2 separate regions of the Mus musculus genome follow, and region 1 is linked to region 2. Evidence: chromatin loops called from intact Hi-C (ENCODE). Cell type or tissue: gastrocnemius. All regions are shown on one strand. Links, peaks and the distances in the headings refer to the core of each region. The heading gives the core; the rest is flanking DNA. Region 1 has its middle 42 kb from the start of Gm22550. Region 2 has its middle 38 kb from the start of Gm35487.

What was found. Hi-C counts contacts between places; a loop is a spot of excess contacts. Peaks named below come from ENCODE experiments on the same cell type or tissue, not always from the same donor. Only the 100,000 strongest peaks of a DNase experiment are listed, where the experiment ranks them.
Region 1: a loop joins it to region 2, with 23 times the contacts of the local background. A loop is called at or near these places in 11 of 42 quality-filtered maps.

The regions. Positions count from the first base shown.
Region 1 is chrX:54,070,217-54,083,091 of GRCm38, reverse strand. It overlaps the pseudogene Gm46673. Among named protein-coding and RNA genes, the nearest start is that of Gm22550, 42 kb to the left of the region's middle. In gastrocnemius, for the core only: no CTCF peak of the experiment used is centred there; no DNase peak of the experiment used is centred there.
Region 2 is chrX:56,004,031-56,016,905 of GRCm38, reverse strand. It overlaps a transcript of 3830403N18Rik not described here. Among named protein-coding and RNA genes, the nearest start is that of Gm35487, 38 kb to the right of the region's middle. In gastrocnemius, for the core only: no CTCF peak of the experiment used is centred there; a DNase peak (open chromatin) is centred at 7,784.

The sequences.
Region 1 (12,875 bases), core at 1,881-9,880, 1.9 Mb after region 2:
CTTAGAGTAGGAATTCATCCAGCATCCTTTCTCTTCCATTTGATTAGAGCTGACTCAAACCTGCCAAGATTCCAGGGCAGGAAAAATAGACCCATTCATCCACTTGGGTATGTGTGTTTCCAGTTAGTGTTACAGATGATCACATGCTTAGACAACTAAAATAGAGCACATCTATTCTAGTACAGTTCTGGAAGGCAGAAAGTGTAAAAATCAAGGGGCTGGCTAGTTTTACTAGTGCCTGGCATCATGTTTGGCAACCTGTAGGTTGTGAGTCTTTGTGACGCTTTCACAGGAGTTGTCTAAGACTATCGGTATGTCAGATATTTATGTTAAAATTAATAACAGTAGGAAATTACAGTTACGAAGTAGCAAAAAAATAATTTTATGGTTGGAGCTCCCCACAGCATAAGGAAGTATATATATGAAGGAACTGTAGCATTCGGAAGGTGGAGAACCACATACTGGAAGCTTGAAAACAGAAAGCCTGGTGTGCCTCCCAGCCTGGCCTTGGCATCAGTCTAAGATCTGCTTCTGACACTGATCGTCTTGTTTCCTTTTGTTTCTTATAATCATATGGAGATACCCTAGATAGTATAGTCAAAGGCCTTATGAGGACATGTTCAGAGTCCATTTTGTGAAACTATGTGTAGTAGCATCTTTAGGACAGGGCTGTCTTTGAGACCAATGCTCTTCTGCATGCCTGTGTGTGCTTTGCTTCCTTTTTTTTTTCTTTTGGTTGTTCCAGGCAGGGTTTCTCTGTGTAGCCCTGGCTGTCATGGAATTCATTCTGTAGACCAGGCTGGCCTCAAACTCAGAAATTTGCCTGCCTCTGCCTACCAAATGCAGGGATAAAAGGCATGTGCCACCATGCATGGCTTCTTTGATTTTTTATTCTGCTATTAACTTATTGTTCCCCAGTTGGTTTATTTTATTTTATTAGATAATTTCTTTATTTACATTTCAAATGTTATCCCCTTTCTTGGTTTCCCCTCCGAAAACCCCCTCTCCCATCTCTCCTCCCCCTACTTACCAACCAACCCACTCCTGCTTCCCTGTCCTGGCATTTCCTTACTCTGGGGCATCCAGCCTTCTCAGGACTAGGAGGCTCTCCTCTCACTGGTGTCCAACTAGACCATCCTCTGCTACATATTCGGCTGGAGCTATGGGTCCCTCCCTGTGTACTCTTTGGTTGGTCTTTTTATTTATTGGATATTTTCTTTATTTACATTTCAAATGTTGTCCATTTCATAGGTTCCCACCCTCCCAGAAACTCTGTATCCCATTCCCTCTCCCCCTGCTTCCATGAGGGTGTTCCTCGACCTGAGCACCCACTCCCACCTCCCAGTGTGGTGGCTAGCAAGGTTACCTCTCAGTCTCCTCATCATTCAACAGCATATTGGGGATGCTGCGGATGATGGGGAAAAGACGACCAGATTCTGGGCATTGCAGGGTACCCTCCAGTACATCCATCTCAAGCCACACGTGGGTGCAACTTCCTCAAAAACATCTCTCCTGTTTTAGCTGTCACTTGGCTCTTTAGGTACCTTGGCCAAGATTGAGTTGTCTGCCGCCTGCACAAGCATTGCCCACTTCACTTTGGGGATCATCTGTGCCATGAAGTCAGGGTTGAACTCCACAGGGTTGATGCAGATTTCAGTGGCCTGCAGGTGCCATGGGAAGACAAGCAGGCCCATGCCCCGCCCATGTGAGCTTAGGAGATTGTAGGTGAACAGTTTCATGTTGTCACATTGGAGGTCTGGACAGGACTTATATTTTTTATCATTCATTTTGGGATTTATTTATATTTTAAATGATAGCTCCCTTCCCAGTTTCCCTTCAACAAATCCCCATCTCATCCCCCATCTCCTCCCTTCCCCTTGGAAAAGGCTTACTTTGTTTTCTACTTCCACATCACACTCCATCACTGAGTCAAATCAGGGCAGGAACCAATGTAGGAGCATAGGCAAGGTACATGGAGAAAGGCTGCTTATTGGCGTGCTTTCTCAGCACAGTTTTCTCAGCTTTTCTTCTTACAAAATTTAAAAACTTCCTTTAACTTTTATTTTAATAACATTATATATACATATATATAATACATTATAAGAGTGTTTTTCTTGGATGGATGTCTGTGGATCTTGTTTGTCCAGGGTTCACAGAGGACAGAAGAAGACACTTGGTCCCTTGATACTGGAGCTATGATTCTGTGATTCAAACCCTGGCCTTCTAAAAAAGCAGCCAGTCCTCTTAAACACTGAGTCATCTTTTAATCCCCACACTTAGCTTGCTTTATTATATATTTTATCACCATCTTTGCAGGGATAGCACCACTCACTCTATACTGAATCCTCTCTCATCAACTGTTAATCAGGAAAATTCCCAACAGGCAAACAAGACCCAGAAAAATGTAAATTGCATTCTTTCACCTATGTATGGAGTTAGCTTGTAAGCTTTATATATGTGTGTGTTTCATTTAGAATAACAGAGAGGAGCTATCTAGTAAGGGACCATGAAGGAGGAGGAGATCTTCCAAGGGAGGGGAAATAGAATACAGTGGTAAAGGAATAAAGAAGAAACTAATATAGATGGGTTAAATGAGGAGGGGATCTCAGGCCAAGCATTTGAGACTAGACATGTCATAAAACCCTAGATGAAAATCTGCTATTATTAATTGTACTAAATTAACACAGCAGTAAAATACTTCTAATGACTCCTAATTGCTCTACTCATATGTCAATGTATATCACTCAGCCTTCATCACAGGTGACTTTCCTACAGAACGTGGTAATAAACACAGAGAGCCACAACTGGATAATGCACAGAGAGTGAGAGACTTGGAGCACTAGGTCTTGAAGAGGATGTATTTATCAAGCTCTCCCCTTCAAGGTTCAGGAATCTACGCAAAGATGAGTCAGAAAGACAATACTAACCAGAGGTGGAGGTGATGGATAGTACCCATAAGTCATATCATGGGTATTCCATGTTCTTTGTCTAATATTTACTTAACAGTGAGTACATACCATGTGTGTTCTTGTTTTAGGGTGAGATGTTCTATAGGTATCTGTTAAATCCATTTGGTCCATAATTTCTATAAGTTTCACTGTGTCTCTGAGTTGAATGTTAGGGAGATAAAGAAGGGAAAGAATATGTTCAAACCATAATATATGAGAAAATTTAAATGAATATTTTAAAAAATCCCAACAAGCATGCCTATAGCCCCATCTAATATAGGCAGATCCTATTTGAGGTTCCCTCTTCCTAGGTGACTCTAGGTTTGTGACAAGTTGACAAAAGCTTACTAACACACTCAGATTAACATAAAATCATGTCCAGTCATATCTAAAACCATTACAGCAAGGGACTGAGACATTCTCTGGACATTCCATGGTGTATATATCAGAATGACATGAGTTTTTACATTGTTTCTCAGCTTTAAAGTGTAAATGATGAAAGAAGGACCATGGTCATCCCTCCTTCTTCCTGCTTTGAGGCACTACAAAGGCTTCTTTGCTAACCAGGTACCACTGTCAATTGGATATCTTGAAGTCACAGAGTGGACAAGCATCCCTGGAGATATAGCCTCTGATGACAGCACTCTTCCACCACCTCCTGCCTTCCTTCACACCTTACTTGTTAAGATGTGGAAATAGTGAGAAATATATGGAGGACCAAATTCTTTAAAGTCTAGTGCTGCTCTCAATAGACATCTCCTGATTTTCTAGATGAACCTCATATGTTACTCTTTGAAGTCACCTCACAATCTCCTGTTTCTTGTGCACAACTTTAGAGATGTCAATTAAAGGTAGACTTTTGAAATATACTGATAAGTCTGCCTTATCTTCATATTCCCTGCCCTTAATCATGGGAACCTTGCACAGACTACATGTCTCAGCCATTCTCACTGACAGTTTATCTGGTAAACAGGTAGATGAGAGAAAGAAATTCTTCTAAGTCCCAATCAGTCTAGTTTATCAGTATATGAGAAGCAGGGCTGACATCCCTTGGCACAAAACTAAAGAGAGTCTCCTGTTTTGTGGAGAACTGAGAGAGAAGCAGGGACTGTGGACTGGAGGGTGAGTGACTGTTCTTAAGGATAGTCAGTCCAGAACTGGAGGATGGGTCTGACAGCATCCAGAGAAATGCAGTCCAATTGCCTGGAAGTTCCTGGAGGAGCACTGCTTCTCTTCAAAATGTGACAGGGATAGCACCCACAAGGGGGCAGAATGTAGTGGTGTTCTAGACTTCTTTTGAGCCAACAGGGTACTGATTCCCCGCCCCCTTTCCTTTGCTATTACAGATGAGCAACCTCTGGTAAGCCCTGCTGATACCAGAATCTCTAATTGCAAAACCCTTACAGGAAAGAACAGTTTCCCTCCACTCTCAGAATAAAAAAGCAAGGATTGGGCTCACAGGGCTAAGCATTCTCTGACTTGCTTTGAGAGAACAGCCTGCTCTGAGGTCCAAAATTGCGACTTTGGTGTTTACTGACAGTTTAAAAGCTAAGCACCTGTAACATTTGCTCTGTGGTACTGAAAAATATTGTTCCCAAACGTGTATGAGAACAAAAAGATGAGCAAGTAGCCTAAGGAGCACCACTACCCTGATAGAACACCAGGCACCTGGCATGCATTTAATACAAAGAAATACCCCAGACCACCCTCCTCAAGTGTACATTACATATTTTTGTTCTGGCCTATAAGATACAAGTCTTCAAAAAAAAAAAAAAAAAACCACACTCTCACACAAGGCAGAAACAAGAACTTGTTTTTTGATCAAATTGCAGTATCAACAAAAAAATATCAGCAATGGCTTGACATTGCTTAGCACCTGCATAAATTTGGAAGAAATGGAAGTAAAAGTTCAGTAACTGATCATGAGTACATTTAAAATAAGATTATAACTTCATAGTAATATGGAGAAAAATAACTAGTGTTAAAGAATTCAAAACCCTATCTCAGCAAGAATTGTGACACAATGGTAGTGTTTGATTTGCAAATTCAAGAGCATAGATTCACTCCCCACCACCAGAAAACAAAAACAAAACAAAAATAAAAGACACTCATAATGCACTGTATCTGCTTTGTTGTGACTAAATCCACAGAGAAACATGAATGGATAACAACACAGGAAGGTATTATGCACAGGAAGACACAAACACACCAACACAGATACAGAGACACACACACACAGACACACACACACACACACACACACACACACACACACACACACACGCACACACACACACAGAGAGAGAGAAAAAATGGAACAGTCCAGTCAGGAAGCTATTAAAGAGTGTCCTTTAAAATTTATGATAAAGATGCTGAAGAATATTTCTTCACAGTTGATGGTTTCTGGTGGAGGGTAAGTAAGGATTCATTTTTATAGCTGGTCTTTGATACTTTCTAGGTTCTTCTTTTTATACCCCCTATCACTAGATAGGACAGAAATAAGGGTAGATTAGAGAGAGGAATTAGAAAATCTCTGAATCTAATTTCTTTCCTTGTGCTTCTTCTTTGACTATGGCTACTAAAAAACCACAACCAATTTGCATAACCAACCACCAACCACCAGACAAAAAGTACAAGCTTTGACAATAAATCTTGCGCAAAGTTACTGCAGCAGGACTTTTTCACTAATGTATGTTGTGAGCATGTAAATATAGTATTCTACCAAAGACTTAGTAACTCTGTATTGCACACTTCTTGCATTCAGCTGTTTACTATTTTAGTATTTGTCATACCTGTTCCATGCTGTGCCATGTGTGTTGATGCAATTAAGTTTCATCTGGGGACCACATATGAAATGCAAATATTGTGTGTTAAATCTCTGTTGCTATGTATTGCTTCATAAACATGTTTCATCCATGGAGTTACAGTATTAATGCTCTCTGTATGCAATACACTTTCAGTGTACATAGCTAGATACTCCTGTTTAGTATTTTATGATACATTATATATAACATACAGTGTATACTTAGAAGATGAATCCAGCACAGGATTTATTAAATGTTGTGTGAGAGCTTTGTGATAAAAAAAATAGTTCTCAATAGTCTTGGCTGAGATTCTGCAGTCTTGTATGTGTTCCTTTGTTATGAATCATAATTTCCTTTTATTCTGTGACTGGGAGAGGCAGACTTATCAGATGAAAGAAAGCCATTAGCCTGAGTTCTCTCCTAGTATAAGTATTCTTTGTGTCTGGGTGGCCAATTAGACAGAAATCTTGTCTTGGTATACTTGTTGCAATCTAAGAATTTTGTTGCAACCAATCACACCACCTCAAAGGACACTTGAATTAATGTAACTTCTGAAAAGTTCCAAGCATTACAAAGACACACACCAGGCACACGCAGACCACACATTCTGACACTGTCTCTGATCCGGAATCTCCCTATGACTGGCCTTGTGACTCTGCCTCTCCTTCTTTTTCTGCCTCTAAATTCTCTATCTACGCCTGTACCTGAACCTCTCTATCTCTGTGTCTGCCTCTGCCACTGCCTCTGCCTCTTCCTCTGCCTTTGCTTGTCCCACTGCCTACTAAGTAGTGCTGAGATAGCATGCAGATTCATTTAGTTTTAGAATTGATCTACTGTGGAATTTGTTTTACATCAACACTAGTTTCCTCTCTATCTTGTAGTAAAACCATTTAATTGAATTTGAATCTTCAATATAATCAGAGATGTATCCCAAATTCATAGGGCAAAAATTGCTATGTAACTGTCTGACATTCATCAGTCACTCCACTGTTCTGAACAAACTGTCTTTTAACCAGAAGGTTAAGCATAGACAGATAGCGTGAGTGCTGGTATACAATCCTGTATTTGTTTCAATATGATAAAAACCAGGGCCCTAAACTACCAGAGAAGGCAATCGTTTCTTTCTGTTTACAACTCTCTGGTTGTAAACTATGTCACGTAGGGAAGTCAGGACAGCACCTAATTCAGAGCTGGAAAGTGGAGACAGGAACTGAAGCAGAGACTATGGAAGAACTCTGGTTTACTCTCCTCCAGGACATCGGGATGTTGGGTCCTAGGGGGTTCAAAACAGAAAAGAAATATAAATATAAGTATCAAACATATCAAAATGTTTGATCTAGAGCCATATTTTGAAGTCTGCTCCTGATAATATGTTTGATCATTTGGAAATCAAGTTCTACACAGCAATTTGTAAACTGTATACTTTTCATTATTTCTATTGTATGAACATTTTACCTGAAGGGGTGTGTCTGTTGCCTGCGCACTAAACTGGACCATGTGGAGGTCAGAATTTAGCTAGTATCAGATCCCCTGGAACAGGACTGACATGTGGCAGTGAGACACAGGGTAGACCCTGGTAATTGAATCCTGGATCCTCTGCATAGGAACCAATGATCTTATACTCTGCACCATGTATCCAGCTGCACATTTTCTCATGAGAGAAGACTGGTGTAGAAACAGTTCCTTTCTCAAAAGGTCCAAATTCATCTAAGAATAAATAAATGCTTTCAAGGCTCTCCTATGGCATCCACAAGGTCGGCTCCAGACTGCATAGCATCAAGTCTTTCCTGGCCAATTCAAAAGTGGTGGAAGCGTCTGAAAAGATGACTTATCTGTTCCACAGACTTGCTGCTATCACATAGGAGGTGGCTTTGATTCCCAGCACCTACATTGTGGTTCTCTCTCTCTCTCTCTCTCTCTCTCTCTCTCTCTCTCTCTCTCTCTCTCTCTCTCTCTCTCCCTCCCTCCCTCTCTCTCTCTCCCTCCCTCCCTCCCTCCCTCTCCACCTCCCACCCACTCTCTGTCACTCCCTGGAACTCCAGCAGCATTTGCAGTTTTGCCCTCTTCTGGCCTCCGCAGTTATTGCACACAGGAAGTGTCCATGCAGACTGTCATGTACACAAACAACCATACCTGCCGTCACGGGTTGTAAAGTAAAAGAAAAGATGTCTAGAATGGGAGTCTCATTCTTCTTGGAAAGGTAGAATAGGAGAGAGCAATCACTGTTTATCACCTCACAAAAACACAGAGAACCCTGGAAATAGAGCCTACTACTCACTCCCTAGCAGGAACACAACGGGGAGGAGGGACTTTGAACAAGGAAATGGTTCCTGAGCTTTCCAAGAACTCTTTGCTTAGTGAGCACAGCTACACGGAAAGGTCTCACAGCAGGTAAGCGTACCCCCCCCCCCTACACCTGAAGCAAAAAGTCACCTTGGTGGAACCAGGAGCAGATCCAACCAACTTTGCAGGTTGCTTCTGTTTAGCTGCCATTGGAGAGAGAGTTGGACCAGATGCTGCCTGCTGGTGAGTGGGCCTCTAATGGGACAATGTATTGGCCTGTAGAATTGCAGTAAGTTTGGACTCTGGGAAAGTAATGGATTGCTGAAATTCTCATGGACTGGGAATCTTGGTGGAGCACTAGGGAATTTCTTAATCTGCAATGGCATTTAGACATTGGAGCAAGCAGAGGTGCTTTGCTCCTTCTGTTAGGCACTCAGATTTGTCCTGGAAGACAATCTTTGTGAGTGTTTGTGAGGGTTTGCAGGAGGAGAAGTGATATTGACCGCAGTCTACCCAACCGGCATGGCACACAGCTAGAGGTTTGTTTGCTCTGAAGCATTGAAGTGTCTGATGGTGTTGCATGGGATCCTTGCTGAGGATAGGATCTGAGGAAGGGTTCCAGGTAGAGAATAGAAGTGTGTTTTACATGCTAGTAAGTATAAACCATTGATCATAGTGAGCCTGAAGCTGAGAGCACCCAAATACTGGACCTAATGCATGATTCGTGATGCAGTTTGAAGAGATTTCATTTGTTTTGAATTCTCTGTACAGGTATGGATACATTGTCTACGGGGAAGGGGGAGTGTGGAATCCCTGTGGTCACTGAAGCAGAAGGAGTTGTAAACAGCCTATGGAGATGTTGCAAGTCCAAATCTGTGCTGTGTGTGAGCTGCCAGTGTTCAGAAGTGCTGAGCCATCTCTCCAGATGCAATAAGATATTTAAAAAGAAAACCACAAGAGAAAACATGAGAGCAATTGGAACGTTTTCTTGTTGTTAGTGGTATAGCTTTTGTTGTTTTTCCAGCAATTGTTTTTACCTGCTCTTAAGAAGGCTGGCTCATGTGACTTAGAGCCCAATCCAACATTTAAGAGCACTTTGTCTTGTCTCCTTGTGTTTGGTCCTGATTATGTTCCTACTGATCACCTGGAGTTCAGACCAGTTTCCAAAGCCTGTTCCCTGGGATTTCAGCTTGTCTCCCCCAGCTCATGGCCCTGTTCCTTGTTTTCTTCCCATTTGAAACTGATTTCATTGTGTTTATGTTCTACCTATGAGTGTTTTACCTGCATGTATGTATTATGTATGTTAACACCTCTGATTCTTTGCAAGCCATAGCAAATCGCAGGTCCCTTGGCACTGTAGTTTATGGAATTGTCAGTCTGATGTCATGGGTGTAGAAATCAAACCATTTTGCTCTGAAAGTGTAATACCTGCTCTTAGACTCTGAGTCATGTCTCCTACTCTCTGAATCCCAGGGATGGAAGCCAAGAAATGGTGTTCACTATCATGCTTCTTTAATCATTGATCTAACTTCCCAGTCTTAACAGAAGACGTTTTTAAAAGATGTACTATGTTTTCTGCAATTGGCTCTGTCTCCATCTCCCCCTCCCCCTCCCCCTTCCCCTAACCCCCCCCTTTCTCACTGTATTTCTCTCTCTCACTGTATTTCTCTCTCTGATTGTGTCTCTGTGTGTTTTTTTGTGTTTGTGTCTCTGTGTGTTTGTGTGGGATAGTATAATGTAGCCGATGCTTAAAAATAGGAAAGGTGCTTTCTCTTTGTTTTTGTTTTTGTTTTGTTTTGTTTTGTTTTGTTTTTTGCCAAGATTGTATTGATTAGCACTGGCTGGCCTAGAATTGGCTATGTATGTATGGCTGTCTTAGAAGTCAAAAGAGATATGCTCGCAGTCCTCTGGTTAAAAGCAGGAATCACTGTGAAGGACTTACATTTTATAACATTGTAAGGGTGTGAATTATATGAAGAAATGTAAGTAGTCTTCAAAATAAATTCCTAGCTGCCAGGGAATATTAGCACATACACCTTTAATCCCAGGACTTACTAGGCTGAGGCAGGAAAATCTCTGAGTTCCATGTCAGCCTGGTCTATAGAGCAAATTCCAGTTCAGCCAAAGATATTCCAAGGAACCCAGCCTGGAAAAAAAGCTTATAATGATTAAACTACATAGTTAAGTAATGAATAAAAGAAAAAAACTGAGAAAGCTGGGTGAAATAGGCAATTATTGAGACAGATACCAAAACCATAAGATAAACCATGTAAACAGTCCCTTAACCCCTTAAAGAAATAGAACCAGTTGTGAAAATCTCCCAACCAAAAAGAACCCTCGGACTAGATGCCCGTAGGGCAGAATTCTATCAGACCATCAAAGAAGAACTAATACCAATACTCATGAAACTGTTCCTCAAATGAGAAACAGAAGGAATACTACCCAATTCATTCTATGAAGCCACAGTTACGCTGCATATTCTCCCATGGAGATGGAATGGGTTACTGCCTAATGAAGAACTGGTCACTTCTTCCTTTCATAGAGGACTACGTAAGAGATTATTATTTTTTTTTTTTGGCTTCTACCAGGGTTAATATTCCAAATAGGTTTTAAAAACTGGTTGAATGTATATGAATTTTAGGTTTAGAAGATATCATGTATATTTAACAGGCTTTTAACTATCATAAATTATATTCACTACATAAAAACAAAAGAAGTTATAAGCTATTTGATTAATGAGAAAAAATTAGAGGCTAGTGTAACCAAATTTAACCAAGAGGAACACAAGAACTGGACTGTAAAAACTGATTTTTAATAATCATAATAATAAGGGGTATTGGGGTGGGGACATCCTCATGGAGACATGGGACAAGGAGGACGTTTGGTATGTGGAAGAGTTGGAGGGTGGACCGGGGTGGGGGTGAATAAAATCTGGAGTGTAAAAAGATGAATGAATGAATGAATGAATGAATGAATGAATAAATATCATAAGTAACATAAATAACATATACAAAAGACAAAAATAAAGATACTTGTTTGGAACTTCAAGGCCATGCTTGTTCCTGTAGCATCCAGGAACAGCATGCACTGCACCCTACCCAACAATATGCCTGCCTCCCAAGATTCAGGGTCAAATCTGACACACACAGTCTGAACCTGTACGAGTGGAGATCATATACAGGCTTGCTAGGCACCACACTACATAGCTCTGCCTGAATACCAAGAGGCCATCTCTAACCCAACATACAGGAGGCCTGCTAATAGCTGAGACACACAGCTCCACCTGCTTCTCAGGAGGTTTGAGCTAACATAGGACATTCAGGGCAACCAACACCAGAGACAATTAGATAGAGAAATGCAAGCCCAAGAATATAATAAAAAGAAGGCTACACATTATGGCACTTTAAGAACCCAGATTGCCTACTAAAGTAAGCGCTAGATATCCTAACACACCGGAAGAGCAATACTATGATCTCCAATCCCATTTCATGAAGATGATAGAGGCCCTTACCGAGAATATAAATAATCACCTTAATCAAATACAGGAAAACACAATTAAAGAGGTAGAAGCATTTAAGGAGGAAAATAGAATCAAACAGGCAAAGGAAATTAATGACACAGTCCAAGACCTAAAGAGGAAAATAGAATCAATAAAGAAAACACAAGTTGATGTAACCATGGAGATGGAAAACCTAGGAAAAAGAACAGAAACAGGAACTACAGATGCAAGTATCACCACCAGAACACAGGAAATGGAAGAGAAAAATCTCAGGGATAATGATAGCATAGAAGAAATGGATAAATTGATCAAAGAAAATGCCAAATGTAACATATTCCTAAATCAAACACCCAGGATATATGGGACACTATGGAAAGAACAAATTTAAGAATAATAGGAAGAGAAGAGGGTGAAGATTCGCTGTTCAAAGGGCCAAAAAACATCTTCAACAAAATTATAGAAGAAAAATTCCCTAAACTAAAGTAAAAGACAGCCATAAATGTAGAAGAAGCTTAAAAAACAACAAATAGATTGGACTAGAAAAAAAAAATTATCCTGCCATATAACAATCAAAACACTAAATTTACAGAACAAGGGAAGAATTGCAAGGGAAAGGGACCAAGTAGCATTTAAAGATAGACCTATCAGAATTACAACTGACTTCTGTACAGAGACCCAAAAATCCAGAATATCCTGGACAGAGGTCATACAGATATCTTTCAGACTTTAAGAGACCACAGATGCCAGCCCAGACTACTATACCAATAAAAGCTTTGGATTGCCATAGATGGAAAACCAAGAGTGTGGAAAGATTTTTACTAACTCTACATTCCTCTCAACAGAGGAATCTTGGTGACTAAAAAAACACCTAAAGGGATCTGTGGCTCCAGAGACATATGTAGCAGAGGATGGCCTTGCGGGACAGCAATGGCCCCAGAGTAGGGGGATGCTGGAGCAGTGAGGCGAGAGAGTGTGGATGGGTAGGGGAGCACTCTCATACAGGCAAAAAGGAGGGGGAGGGCAGATGTGGGACAGGGGTGGCAGAGGAGTAATCAGGAAGTGGGATATCACGGGATGATCTTCAGTCACATATGTAGCAGTCAGACAACGTATGCTTCATGGATGCCTTGTCCTCCCTCGTGGGAGAGGATGAGCCTAATCTGTCTGAGAATTAATGTGACAGAGAGGGGAGATACCTACAGGAAGGCCCGCTATCTCAGAGTGAATGGTGTAGGAGGAGAGACTCTATGAGGGAGGGACCAGGAGGGAAAACAGTATTTGGGATGTTAATTAATTAATTAGTGTTTTATAATAAATAAAAATCTGTAATACTATTAAAAA
Region 2 (12,875 bases), core at 3,104-11,103:
AAGAGCATTGGTTGCCCTTGAAGAGAATCCTGGATTCAATTCCCAGGGCCCACCCTGTGTGTCACAGCCACATGTAAGTCCTATTCCAGGGGATCTGATACTAGCTAACCTCCACAGGGTCCAGTTACATGCATAGCCAACAGACACACCCCTTCAGGTAAAAATGTTCATACAATAGAAATAATGAAAACTATACAGTTTACCAATTGGCATGTAGAACTTGATTTCTGAATGATCACACATATTATCAAGAGCAAACTTCAAAATATGGATGTAGGTCAACCATTTTGATATGTTTGATACTTATTTTTTCTTTCTTTTCTGTTTTGCACCTCCTAGAACCCCAAATCCTGATGAACTGGAGAAGAGTATGAAAGACCCCCGTGGGGAGACCCCCACTCAAGTCTGGGGATGCTGTGCACCAGAGGAAACATGAAAGATCGTCTTGATGCAAACACATGAGGTAGTTTAATGACCGAGCTCTGGGTTGACACATGTCTCATGCAGGAGACAGAAGAATCGAAACTGAGGCTCAAAAGTTAGGGGTTAATATAGAAGAAAAGTCAGGGGATAGGGGAAATTGGCATGGTTACACACAATTGGACAGTTTGAACATCATGAAGAGGTACCTGTGAGTCGGGACAACAGCAACTCTAAAGGGAGGTTGTTTATCTTCATGGGCAGAGCATCTGGTTAAACTCAAACCATATCAGGAGACCAAACCAGGTAGCCCAATACTCAACTGCGCTTGTCTGTAGATTGTCCTTGCATGCCTCTCTTATCTTTATGGCCAGTCAGTTCCAGGAAATGACTTAACAGCCTTTGTGCCAGCCTGTCTGGTCATGTCCGGGCCTGTTCTGCTATGCTCTCTGTCTTAGGTCTGTAAACCTTCTGACTAGTCATCATGAGTCTTATGAATCATGGGCTTTGAATTTAATTTTCTTTCTTTCATTCCCCTCTTCTTTTATTAAATAATTCTAATCTTAGAATTTCAAAGGTCTGTATCTTCTTATGTGGGGTAGGAATCATATTGCTCTTCTATTTTTATTATAGGTTGATATTGGTGTTGGAGAACCATAAGCTGCAATGCATTCACTCTACTCTTAACAACAGCAATTCCCTTATTTATTAAGCAGGGGCCAAAGATTAAAGCCAAGCATATAATAAGAATTGGTCTGGCTAAAGTGGAAAGTAAAGTGGTCATCCATGGAGATTTAGATTACCATGACTTGAACCATCTCTGTTGAGCTTCTCGATCTTGCTTTCTCCTTTCCAGTCTTTCCCTCAATTTCTGCATAGAATCTCTGACTATTCCTGTGTGGTCTGTGTAGAAGCATTCTTCTTTTAAGGCTGTACATAGTCCACCTTCTTTTAAAAACAATAAATCTAAATCTCTTCTGTTTTGTAATACTACTTCTGACATGGAGGTCAAGGATTTTTTTAATACATCGATATATTTTTCTAGCATGCTTAAATCTTTATTTATAGCTTCTCTTAAGGACTGGATTCCTTGTCTACCCTCAATCAAGGCTGTTATGCCTGTTCTTATTCCTACCTTAAGACCAACCCCCATCAACATAGCTAGGGTAAGGGAAACTGGTTCTCTTTTCAATCTCTTATTGGTATACTTATCTTCTAGGCAGGAAGCAGGATAATAATACATGCGAGGTAGGAGCTAAACCATAACACAGAAATCACGAGAGGGGTCAAAAACACTAGTTGATGCACATGGGGTGAGCCCTGTGTTACAGGTCCACCAACCAACTAGATATGGCACAAGGTAATATTTGGTATTTGTCTTGGACACAGAATAAGTCTGACCAAATAGATGTTGGTGTGAAGGAGGAGGTATCTCTATGCAGAAACCAGGGCTCCTCCCTGACACTTCAGTGAGGGTTAATTTCTTTCTTGTTCACCATGAGCAGGAGGCATGACTACTGGTTTTATTAAAATCTCCATTAAAGGCAATCCCTTCATAGTAGGGAGGGCCTGAGGATAGGCATAGCCAGCAGTCAGTAGTAGCATCCGGATCTGAGCTTTTAAGGGCATAATAGGCTCTTCTAATCATGTTGAACAGTCTCTGTTCCGTCAAGGGATCGGGGGTGGGGTGGGGATTGTGGTCGGGGGATCTTGTAGGGGTGACAACCTTGAGGGGGTTCTCAATTATCGGAGCTGGGGGTTTGGGTTTGGCAGGGAGGCCCTGTTCCGGAAGGACCTTGTTAGGTCCTATGGGCACTGGGGATGGACTCTCCACAGTCAATTTGATTTTGAAAACTAATCTAGGGTCTTTCACTTCTGTGTCCAATTGCAAACCTCAATTGTTTCCCGTAACCCAGCTCTGTCATTCTTGTTTCTCCTGGTCAGTGAACTTTATATGTATGGGATTGTATTAGTTATCTTTACAAGGTCTATTAGGGCTGTTGAACCAGGCACACCTGCTCTCAAGGTATTTAGAACTATCTCTCTCACCTTGGTTTGGCCGGTCATAGCTATTCCCCCTTTTTATAGTGATCAGGTCCCAGGTAGAGGTAGGATTCCAATAAGCTTCACCTGTGGTCTCGCAACCTCATGTAGCACAGTAAAAGTCTGGTGCCCCTCCACACTGATGCTGAAGCATTCATGATTGGCCTTGGCCAGGGCAAACATAAAATTCTGGAGACTGAAGATTGTAGAACTGTCCTGAGCATCTAAACATGCTCCCTATCTTGCTCGGGACACACTGTTTATCAGGTGGTGTTTTATGAAGGTCAGTATTCTCGGGGAGGCCCCATGTAAGTGACCCTGCTACTCACTTACAAATGAGGTTGGGCCACTAAGTCCACGGGGCTTGTATTGTGGTGGTCGATCATATAATGTCCCTCTCCTCATTAAGCACTTCCCAAGTTTGTTGAATTTGAGTATGAGGGTTGATGTCTCTGTTCTGAGTCGCTCTTGTGACAAAAGCACAACTTAAGAGGATTATTAGTCTTTTTTAGAGGCTACTTATCACTATCATACTCAGGGGGAGCCCTCTTAACTTGTGAGGCATGAACTCAAGAGGGAATTCTTTCTACTTTAAGGGCAGTGAGTGTAGTCAATAGTGCCTGGTAGGGTCCTTTCCACCAAGGCTCGAGGTTCTCCGCTCGGTGCCTCCTCACCGGGACCCTTTTTCCCACTTCAAATTGATGTGGAACCTGTAAGTCACTAGTGGTGTAGGTTTCTTTTAACTGCTCTCAAGTTTCTTTTCTCATGATTTCGAGAGCCTTCAGCTGGGCTAGGAGGTGAGATGAGGGAATAGAGGAAACATCAGGACAAGTTCTATTTTCTACATTCACATAGATAGGTGGGGGAGCCCCAAACATTAGTTCAAAAGGTGTTAGATCTGAGGCTCCAGGAGTGTTCCGGACTCGGAATAGGGCATAAGGGAGAAGTGCTGTCCAATCACTTTTGCTGGTCTCCAAAGTTAATTTAGTCAAGGTCTCTTTTAGAGTCTTATTCATTCTTTCTACCTGTCCTGAACTCTGGGGTCTGTAAGGACAATGTAACTTCCGATTTGTCCCCAGCTGTCTGGCCAGTCTCTGGCTTATCTGGGAGTTGAAGGCAGGCTGGTTGTCTGACCCATTTAAGTTAGGTACCCCGAAATGGGGAAGGATTTCTTCGAGTATCTTCTTAGTCACCACATTAGCCATTTCTCTCTTGGTGGGAAATGTTTTAACACACCCTGAAAAGATATCTAAAAAAACTAGAAGGTACTTATTTCCATATTGGGCTGGCTTGACCTCGGTAAAGTCAACCTCCCAGTAAGTCCCAGGCCGATTTCCTTGTAAGTGTCTTCCACCATGGTGTTTGTTGGACCCGGCATTAGTGAGAACACACACTATACAGTTATTTACTAGGTCCTCTATTACCTTCTGTAGTCTAGGGATATGGTAAGGGGATCTATTGACTAGTTCTATCATATTTTTGGTTCCCAGGTGAGTGAGGCCATGTATATCGGTCAAGTATTTTAGTTCCTCTTCTTCTGTGAGGATTTTTTTTCTGGGATCTCCTCAACCTGTTGGGGTGTGATTTTGACTACTAAACTCGTTTGTTTTTGCACTGCCTCTTTGGCCACCTGGTTAGCCATCTGATTTCTTCTTTCTATTAGTCTAGCCCCCTTTTGATGTCTTGGGCAATGGATGATCGTCACCTTGTAGGGCAAGTGGACAGCTTCTAACAAGCTAAGAATCTCTTGTTTATGTTTAATATCTTTCTCAGCAGAGGTCAATAGTCCATGCTGTCTGTAGATTGCCTCGTGAACATGAGCTGTTGCAAAAGCATACTGGCTGTTGGTATAAATATTGATAACCTTTTCCTTTGTTAACCTTAAAGCTTGAATTATGGCAATAAGTTCTGCTCTTTGGGCTGATGTCCCTTCAGGCAGGCTGTTGGCCCATATAACAGATTTCCTGTTCACTACTGCTGCCCCAGCTCTGTGCTTACCCTCTACCATGAAACTGCTTCCATTGGTGAAGCAGGCTACCTTTCTGGGCCAAGGTAGATCGGCTAGGTCTGGCTGAGTCCCAGTTTTCTCCACCAGTATCTTCTCACACTGATGTATGGGGTTCTCTTCAGCTTCAGGCCGTAGGGTGGCAGGATTAAGAGTGGCAGGTGGAGTGAAAGTCACTCGATCTGTCAATAACAAAAAGTGGTAGTGGGTCATCTGAGTGTTAGTCATCTAGTGGTCTGGTGGCTGTCAAATGATGCTCTGAAGGGAGTGCAGGGCCACCACAGTCACATTGTGGCCCATAGTTAGTTTATCAGCATCTTTGACTAGTACAGCCATGGCTGCTATTGTCCAGAGGCAGGAGGGCCATCTGCTGGCCACAGGGGCTAGCTTCTTTGACAGATAGGCTACTGGGTGCTTCTAGGGTCTTAGGCTTTGAGTGAGGACTCCTCTGGCTACTCCATTTTTCTCATCGATGTATAGAGTAAAAGGCCTGTTTAAATTAGGCAGTGCTAGGACAGGGGCCTGTAGCAGTGCTTTTTGAGAGTTTTAAAATCCAATTGATGTTCTTTAGCCTAAATGAACTTTCCTTTTTCTTTTGTTAAGGGGTGTAATGGGGCTGCTAAAGTACCGAACCCTGGGATCTAGAGTCTATACAATCTAGCAGTCTCCAGGAGTTTTCTTACCTGGCAAGGTGTTGTTTGGGGTCGGGATCTGTGTCACTGTCCACTTCCTAGCTTCTGTGAGCCATCGTTGTCCATTCTTCAGGGTATATCCCAGGTAGGTCAACTCAGTCTGGCATAACTGTGCCTTTTTAGCCAAAGCCTGGTACTCCAACTCACCTAACCTGGCCAGGATTTTCTGAGTCCAGAGTACACACTCTTTGTGTGTTTCTGTGGGCACCAAAAGGTCATCTACATATTGTAAGAGAGTTACCTGGGGATTGTTGGTCTAAAAGGAGGCAAGATCTCGATGTAGAGCTTTATCAAACAAGGTGGGTGAATTTCTAAATCTCTGAGGCAGTCTTGTCCTTGTGAATTGCCCGTTTTTTTTTTTTTTTCATTCTCTGGGTCTCACCATTCAAAGCAAACACGGCCTGGCTGTTGGGGTGTAGTCTCAGGCAAAAGAAAGCATCTTTAAGATCTAAGACCATATACCAGGTTCGTTCAGGTGGCAGCATGCTGAGCAGGTTGTAAGGATTGGGCGCTGTGGGGTGGATATCTTGAACACTTTTATTGACCTCTCTAAGGTCCTGCACGGCGTGGTGTGATAGTTATTCGTCCCCAGTTTCGTTACTGGGAGTAGGGGGTTATTTCAAGGAGACTTACATGGGACTAAGATCCCCTGTTGAAGCAGTCTGGTGATATGGGGGTGTATGTCCTCTTGCACTTCTTTGTCTATGGGGTACTGTTGGACCCCAGTGGGAATGGCCCCAGACTTAAGCTTAATCACCACTGGGGGAACTAGTCTCACCATTCTCATTCCCCCTGTTTTGGCCCATACCTGAGGAAATCGAGTAAGCCAGTACTGTAGTCCCTCTGGGGGTTTATTTTGATAAATCTGATACTCTTTTCTTAATTGTAAAGACAACACTAAGGTCTGAGGTGTCTCAGTCCCCCAGGACAATTCTGGTCTAAAGGGGGCAAATGTTATTTGTGCCTTAATTTGGTCAATAAGTCTCTTCCCAGTAAGGGCATATGGCACTCTGGAATGACCAAAAATGAGTGAGTTGCTTGGCTCTTCTTTAGGTCCACTGTTCCGGCAACTGGTCCATGGGTATGGTTTCTGCCCCATGGCCTCAATCACTAGCGTCTTTTTGTTTTTTATCTTATCCAAAGGTGTTTTGAGCACTAAATATTCTGTACCCATATCGACCAAGAAAATTATAGGGGTCTCCTCCACTTTTAATGTTACCTCAGGCTTGGGGAGGGGAGCCGAGCCCCATCTCCCCTAGTCTTCATCATCTTCAAGGGACAGTACTTTTGTTCTCTGTGCCTTCTTGGGGCACTAGCGAGCCCAGTGACCTTTGTCTTTGCAGTGTGCACATTGATCTTTTCCCAGGGGTGGTCTATCTCTTCTGGGTCTCTTTGGCCCCTGCCATTTCTTGTCTCTCAGGTCCCCTGACTACCTATTCCTGTCTACTTTATCTCTATCTACTATTGCAGCCAGTATTAGAGTCAGAGTCTTTTCCTGTTTCCTGTCTCTCCTGTCTTCATCCTCTCTTTTCTCTCTCTCTTTTCTCTCTTTTTTCTTTCTTGTTTCTCATCCTCCGTCTCTCTCTTATGATACACTTTCTCAGTCTCTTTAACTACACCCCTTACAGTGTAATCTTGTAATACCTCAATCCGTTGTAATTTTCTTCTGATGTCAGGGGCTGACTGTCCTATAAAAGCCATAATCACAGAGGCTCGCTGTCCTTCAGACATAGGGTCAAAAGGGGTGTACCTTTTGTAAGCCTCAATGAGTATCTCCAGTAAGACTGGGGGGGGGCTCAGTCATCCCCTGTATAACTTCTCTTACCTTAGCCAAATTTGTGGGCCTTCGTGTGACATCTCTGAGACCCGTCACTAGAGCCCACCAGTAATTAGACAGCCATTCCCTACATCGTGCTGTGTTATAATCTCATTGAGGGCGGGTCAAGGGGAATCCTTCATCTATCTTGGCCAGGGTCTGGACAGGATCTCTGGCATCATCTTGGACATTCTTTTGAGCTTTGAGGAGAATTCTCTCTCTCTCTTCAGTGGTGAACAAGGTTTGTAAAAGCTGTTAACAGTCATCCCAAGTAGGCTGATGGGAGAACATCAAGGACTCTATCAAGCCTGTAAGCCCTGCAGGGTTTCCTGAAAAGGGAGGGTGATTAATCTTCTAGTTATAAAGATCAGTGGAAGAAAAGGGCCAATACTGTAAATGTTGTAAGTCATTCTGATCAGCTTGGGGTGGCCCAACAGCCCTAAGGTGAAGTGCTACAGTAGAATTGGCCAGTCCTTCTTGGGCGGCTGTCCATCAGCTCCTCATCCCTGTTGAAGGACCTCCTCTTCTGGTCCCAGGGACTGGGGCTGGAAGAGGAGCCGGAGGAGCAGAGGGTTGGGGTACAGGTTGGGGAGCTCGAGGATAAGGTGGGGGCAGAAGAATAGGTCACTCAGGGGGTTCTTCTATTTCATGGTAGATCTTAGAGGTGGGCGCCAGGAGCTCTGTGCTTACCATCTTTCTTAGGCTGTAGCTTCTGCTTCTTGTTCATAGCACACTTTCTCTGACAGCCAGGATCTTGGAGCCCGGACAATGGGGTTGGGAGGGATGGTCACACCCACTGGGGTGGGCATTGTGCCAAATCTTCCCACGCTATGATGTATGGCTGTTCGTCTGGGTGTGATCCCGGTCCCTTTTGAACAACAACAGCCCTCACAGCCCTGATGGTGGGTAAATCAAAAGTTCCCTTGGGCAGCCAGCCTACCCCAAAGGCAGGCCATTCCAAGGTACAGAAAGTCTTCCAGGTTTTTTTTTTCTCTCTTTCTTCTTCTATCACTAATAAATTCCATCCTCTTGCCCTAACATCCATCCAATGGTCTTCAGTCAAAGACAAAGGGGTTGGCACGGTCTGTCCTATGACAAAAATCAGAAAAAACAAGAACAAAACAAGGACAAAAACACTAGCACATCCAAACACACTTGCCCGCATCTGGACTTAAACAACCAGCCAAACGCGACCTCTGACGAGTGGGATTTCACTTCCACTCCCTTTATGATAAAGGAGCACTTCGTCTCCTTCGTTCTGACAGATAACTGCCAGGCTCTCTTGACTTCCTTCCACCCTTGGAATGTCTTCCAGGGTTGTAGCCTGCGGCCCTAGGACGTCTCTGTCTGCAGCCACTGGCTCTTTACAGCCCACAGCTGCAGTTGCCAGAAAACTGAAACCAGACACAAACCCAGTGGCGATGCACTCAAACAACATGTAAGACTCACAGAGACATACCTCCAAGGGGTCTTTGGGGCTCCTGGGGGTCACGCAAATCCTGAACAAGCCCTCACATGAAAGACCCCCATGGGGAGACCCTCACTCAAGTCTCTGTATGGTGCGCACCCAAGGAAACAGGAAAGACCATTTTGATGCAAACACACGATGTAGTTTAATGATGGAGCTCCAGGCTGACATGTGTCTCACACAGGAGACAGAGGAATTGGCCCTGAGACTCAAAAGTTAGGGGTTTATATAGAAAAAAAGTCGGGGGATAGGGGAAATTGGCGCAGTTACACACAATTGGACAGTTTAAACATCAGCAAGTGGTACGTGTGAGTTGGGACAACAGCAACTCTAAAGGGAGGTTGTTTATCTTTATGGGCAGAGCATCTGGTTAAACTCAAACCATATCAGAAGGAGACCAGACCAGGTAGCCCATTACTCAGCTGGGCTTGTCTGTAGATTGTCCTTGCATGCCTCTCTTATCTTCATGGCCAGTCAGTTCCTGGAATGACTTACAGCCTTTGGGCTGGCCTGTCTGGTCATGCCCGAGCCTATTCTGCTATTATCTCTGCCTTAGGTCTGTAAACCTTCTGACTAGTCATCATGAGCCATATGAATCATGGGCCTTGAATTTAATTTTCTTTCTTTCAAGTAAGACAGCGTTCTTCTATAGTCTCTTCTTCAGTTCCTGTCTCCACTTATCAGCTCTGAATCAAGTGCTATCCTGACTTCCCTAGGTGACATAGTTTACAACCTGATAGTTGTAAATAGAAATAAACCATTACCTCTTTTGGTAGTTTTGGGCCCCGATCTTTATCACATTGAAATCAAGACAGGAATGTATACTTACACTATTGCTATCTGCCTGTGCTTAACATTCTGTTTACAAAACAGTTTGTTCAGAACAGTGGAGTGACTGATGAATGCCAGACAGTTACATATCAATTGTTTCCCTATGAATTTGAGATACATTTCTTATTATATTAAAGATTCAAATTGAATTAAATGGTTTTACTACAAGCTAGAGAGGCAAGTAGTGGTGATGTGAAAAGAATTCTTGAGTAGATCAGTTCTAAAGCTGAACTAATCTGCAGGTTATCTCAGTGATAGTGGGGACTCTGAGGGACAGGCAGATGTGGAGGCAGAGGGGGAGCCAGAGTGAGGACCTCGAATTCCAAGCCATACTAAGCTGTATAATTGAGCCTTTGTCTCCATAACAACTAAAAGCTTCATGACTTCAGGGCATCTGACTATTCCCTGTACCACTATTTACAAAGTCTTTGTTACAAATTCATAGTTTTTACAACCAAAATTTTCAGGGAATGAGAGGATTAGGATTTCAAATTATTATTTCCTATTATTCTTTAACATTTTTTGCTTAAACTAGCAAAATATATGTATTCATTTTTAAATTTTTCAATTTATTATTATTATTATTATTATTATTATTATTATTATTATTATTAAAAATCAGTTTTACAGTCCAGTTCTTGTGTTCCTCTTGGTTAAATTTGGTTACACTAGCCTCTAATTTTCTCTCATTAATCAAATAGCTTATAACTTCTTTTGTTTTTATGGAGTGAATATAATTTATGATAGTTAAAAGCCTGTTAAATATACATGATATCTTCTAAAACTAAAATTCATATACATTCAACCAGTTTTTAAAACCTATTTGGAATATTAACCCTGATAGAAGCTCCCAAAAATATCTCTTACATAGTCCTCTATGAAAGGAAGAAGTGACCAGTTCCTCATTAGGCAGTTACCATTCCATCTCCATGGGATAATATTTAGCGTAACTGTGGCTTCATAGAATGAATTGGGTAGTATTCCTTCTGTTTCTCATTTGTGGAACAGTTTCATGAGTATTGGTATTAGTTCTTCTTTGATGGTCTGATAGTATTCTGCCCTACAGGCATGTAGTCTGAGAGTTCTTTTTGGATGGGAGATTTTCACAACTGGTTCTATTTCTTTATGGGGTTAAGGGACTGTTTACATGGTTTATCTTATGGTTTTGGTATCTGTCTCGATAATTGCCTATTTCACCCAGCTTTCTCAGTTTTTTTCTTTTATTCGTTACTTAATTATGTAGTTTAATCATTATAAGCTTTTTTTCCAGGCTGGGTTCCTTGGAATATCTTTGGCTGAACTGGAATTTGCTCTATAGACCAGGCTGACATGGAGCTCAGAGATTTTCCGCCTCAGCCTAGTAAGTCCTGGGATTAAAGGTGTGTGTGCCAATATTCCCTGGCAGCTAGGAATTTATTTTGAATACTACTTACATTTCTTCATATAATTCACACCCTTACAATGTTATAAAATGTAAGCCCTTCACAGTGATTCCTGCTTTTAACCAGAGTTCTGTGGGACCTATGCGAGCATATCTCTTTTGACTTCTAAGACAGCCATCCATACATAGCCAATTCTAGGCCAGCCAGTGCTAATCAATACAATCTTGGCAAAAAACAAAACAAAACAAAACAAAAACAAAAACAAAGAGAAAGCACCTTTCCTATTTTTAAGCATCGGCTACATTATAATATCCCACACAAACACACAGAGACACAAACACAAAAAAACACACAGAGACACAATAAGAGAAAGAAATACAGTGAGAGAGAGAAATACAGTGAGAAAGAGAGGGGGAGGGGGAGGGGGAGGGGGAGAGGGAGATGGAGACAGAGCCAATTGCAGGAAACATAGTACATCTTTTTAAAATGTCTTCTGTTAAGACTGGGAAGTTGGATCAATGATTAAAGAAGCATGTTAGTGAACACCATTTCTTGGCTTCCATCCCTGGGATTCAGAGAGTAGGAGACATGGCTCAGAGTCTAAGAGCAGGTATTACACTTTCAGAGCAAAATGGTTTGATTTCTACACCCATGACATCAGACTGACAATTCCATAAACTGCAGTGCCAAGGGACCTGCGATTTGCTATGGCTTGCAAAGAATCAGAGGTGTTAACATACATAATACATACATGCAGGTAAAACACTCATAGGTAGAACATAAACACAATGAAATCAGTTTCAAATGGGAAGAAAACAAGGAACAGGGCCATGAGCTGGGGGAGACAAGCTGAAATCCCAGGGAACAGGCTTTGGAAACTGGTCTGAACTCCAGGTGATCAGTAGGAACATAATCAGGACCAAACACAAGGAGACAAGACAAAGTGCTCTTAAATGCTGGATTGGAAAAAAAAAATGTTGGATTGGGCTCTAAGTCACATGAGCCAGCCTGCTTAAGAGCAGGTAAAAACAACAATTGCTGGAAAAACAACAAAAGCTATACCACTAACAACAAGAAAACGTTCCAATTGCTCTCATGTTTTCTCTTGTGGTTTTCTTTTTAAATATCTTATTGCATCTGGAGAGAAGGCTCAGCCCTTCTGAACACTGGCAGCTCACACACAGCACAGATTTGGACTTGCAACATCTCCATAGGCTGTTTACAACTCCTTCTGCTTCAGTGACCACAGGGATTCCACACTCCCCCTTCCCCGGAGACAATGTATCCATACCTGTACAGAGAATTCAGAACAAATGAAATCTCTTCAAACTGCATCACGAATCATGCATTAGGTCCAGTATTCGGGTGCTCTCAGCTTCAGGATCACTATGATCAATGGTTTATACTTACTAGCATGTATAACTACACTTCTATTCTCTACCTGGAACCCTTCCTCAGATCCTATCCTCAGCAAGGATCCCATGCAACACCATCAGCCACTTCCATGCTTCAGAGCAAACAAAGCTCTGTGAAATTCAATTTACTGTGAAATTCTATAGAGTGTTAAATACAAATTTTCCTGGCTTGCCCCAAACAGTTCTGTAAGACCAGTTTTGAACTCTGGTTACAGACACTCACATTTCAGTGTGGTGTCCCTATGGCTTATACATAACTGTAAAAACAAAAAGCTTTTCTGATGCTTTGAACATAGTTTTGGAAGGAGTTCAACTTTATTCCTTTGCTCATCTCTTACTGTCACACTATTTCACAATAAGATTTTTGTCATTAAATCATATTCTTTATTATAATAACTTTAACAATTAAGTTGATCTGTTTAAAATATAAATCTATTCAAGTTAAAAATAAGCTTTTCAAAAATGTATTTATTTATAACAAGTTTACTGTAAATAGAATAAAGACATACTATTCACTTTATAAATTTATTAGATGCCTTTTTTAAAACCTGGCTTTGTGAGGACTTAATATATTCTTTATTTAAAATAAATGTACAGTTAACATGTACAGTTAAAAAGAATAAACCTGTGTGCCATGCAGGTTGTGTAGAGTGCTGTCAATATCACTTCTCCTCCTGCAAACCCTCACAAGTACTCACAAAGATTGTCTTCCAGGACAAATCTGAGTGCCGAACAGAAGGAGCAAAGCACCTCTGCTTGCTCCAATGTCTAAATGCCATTGCAGATTAAGAAATTCCCTAGTG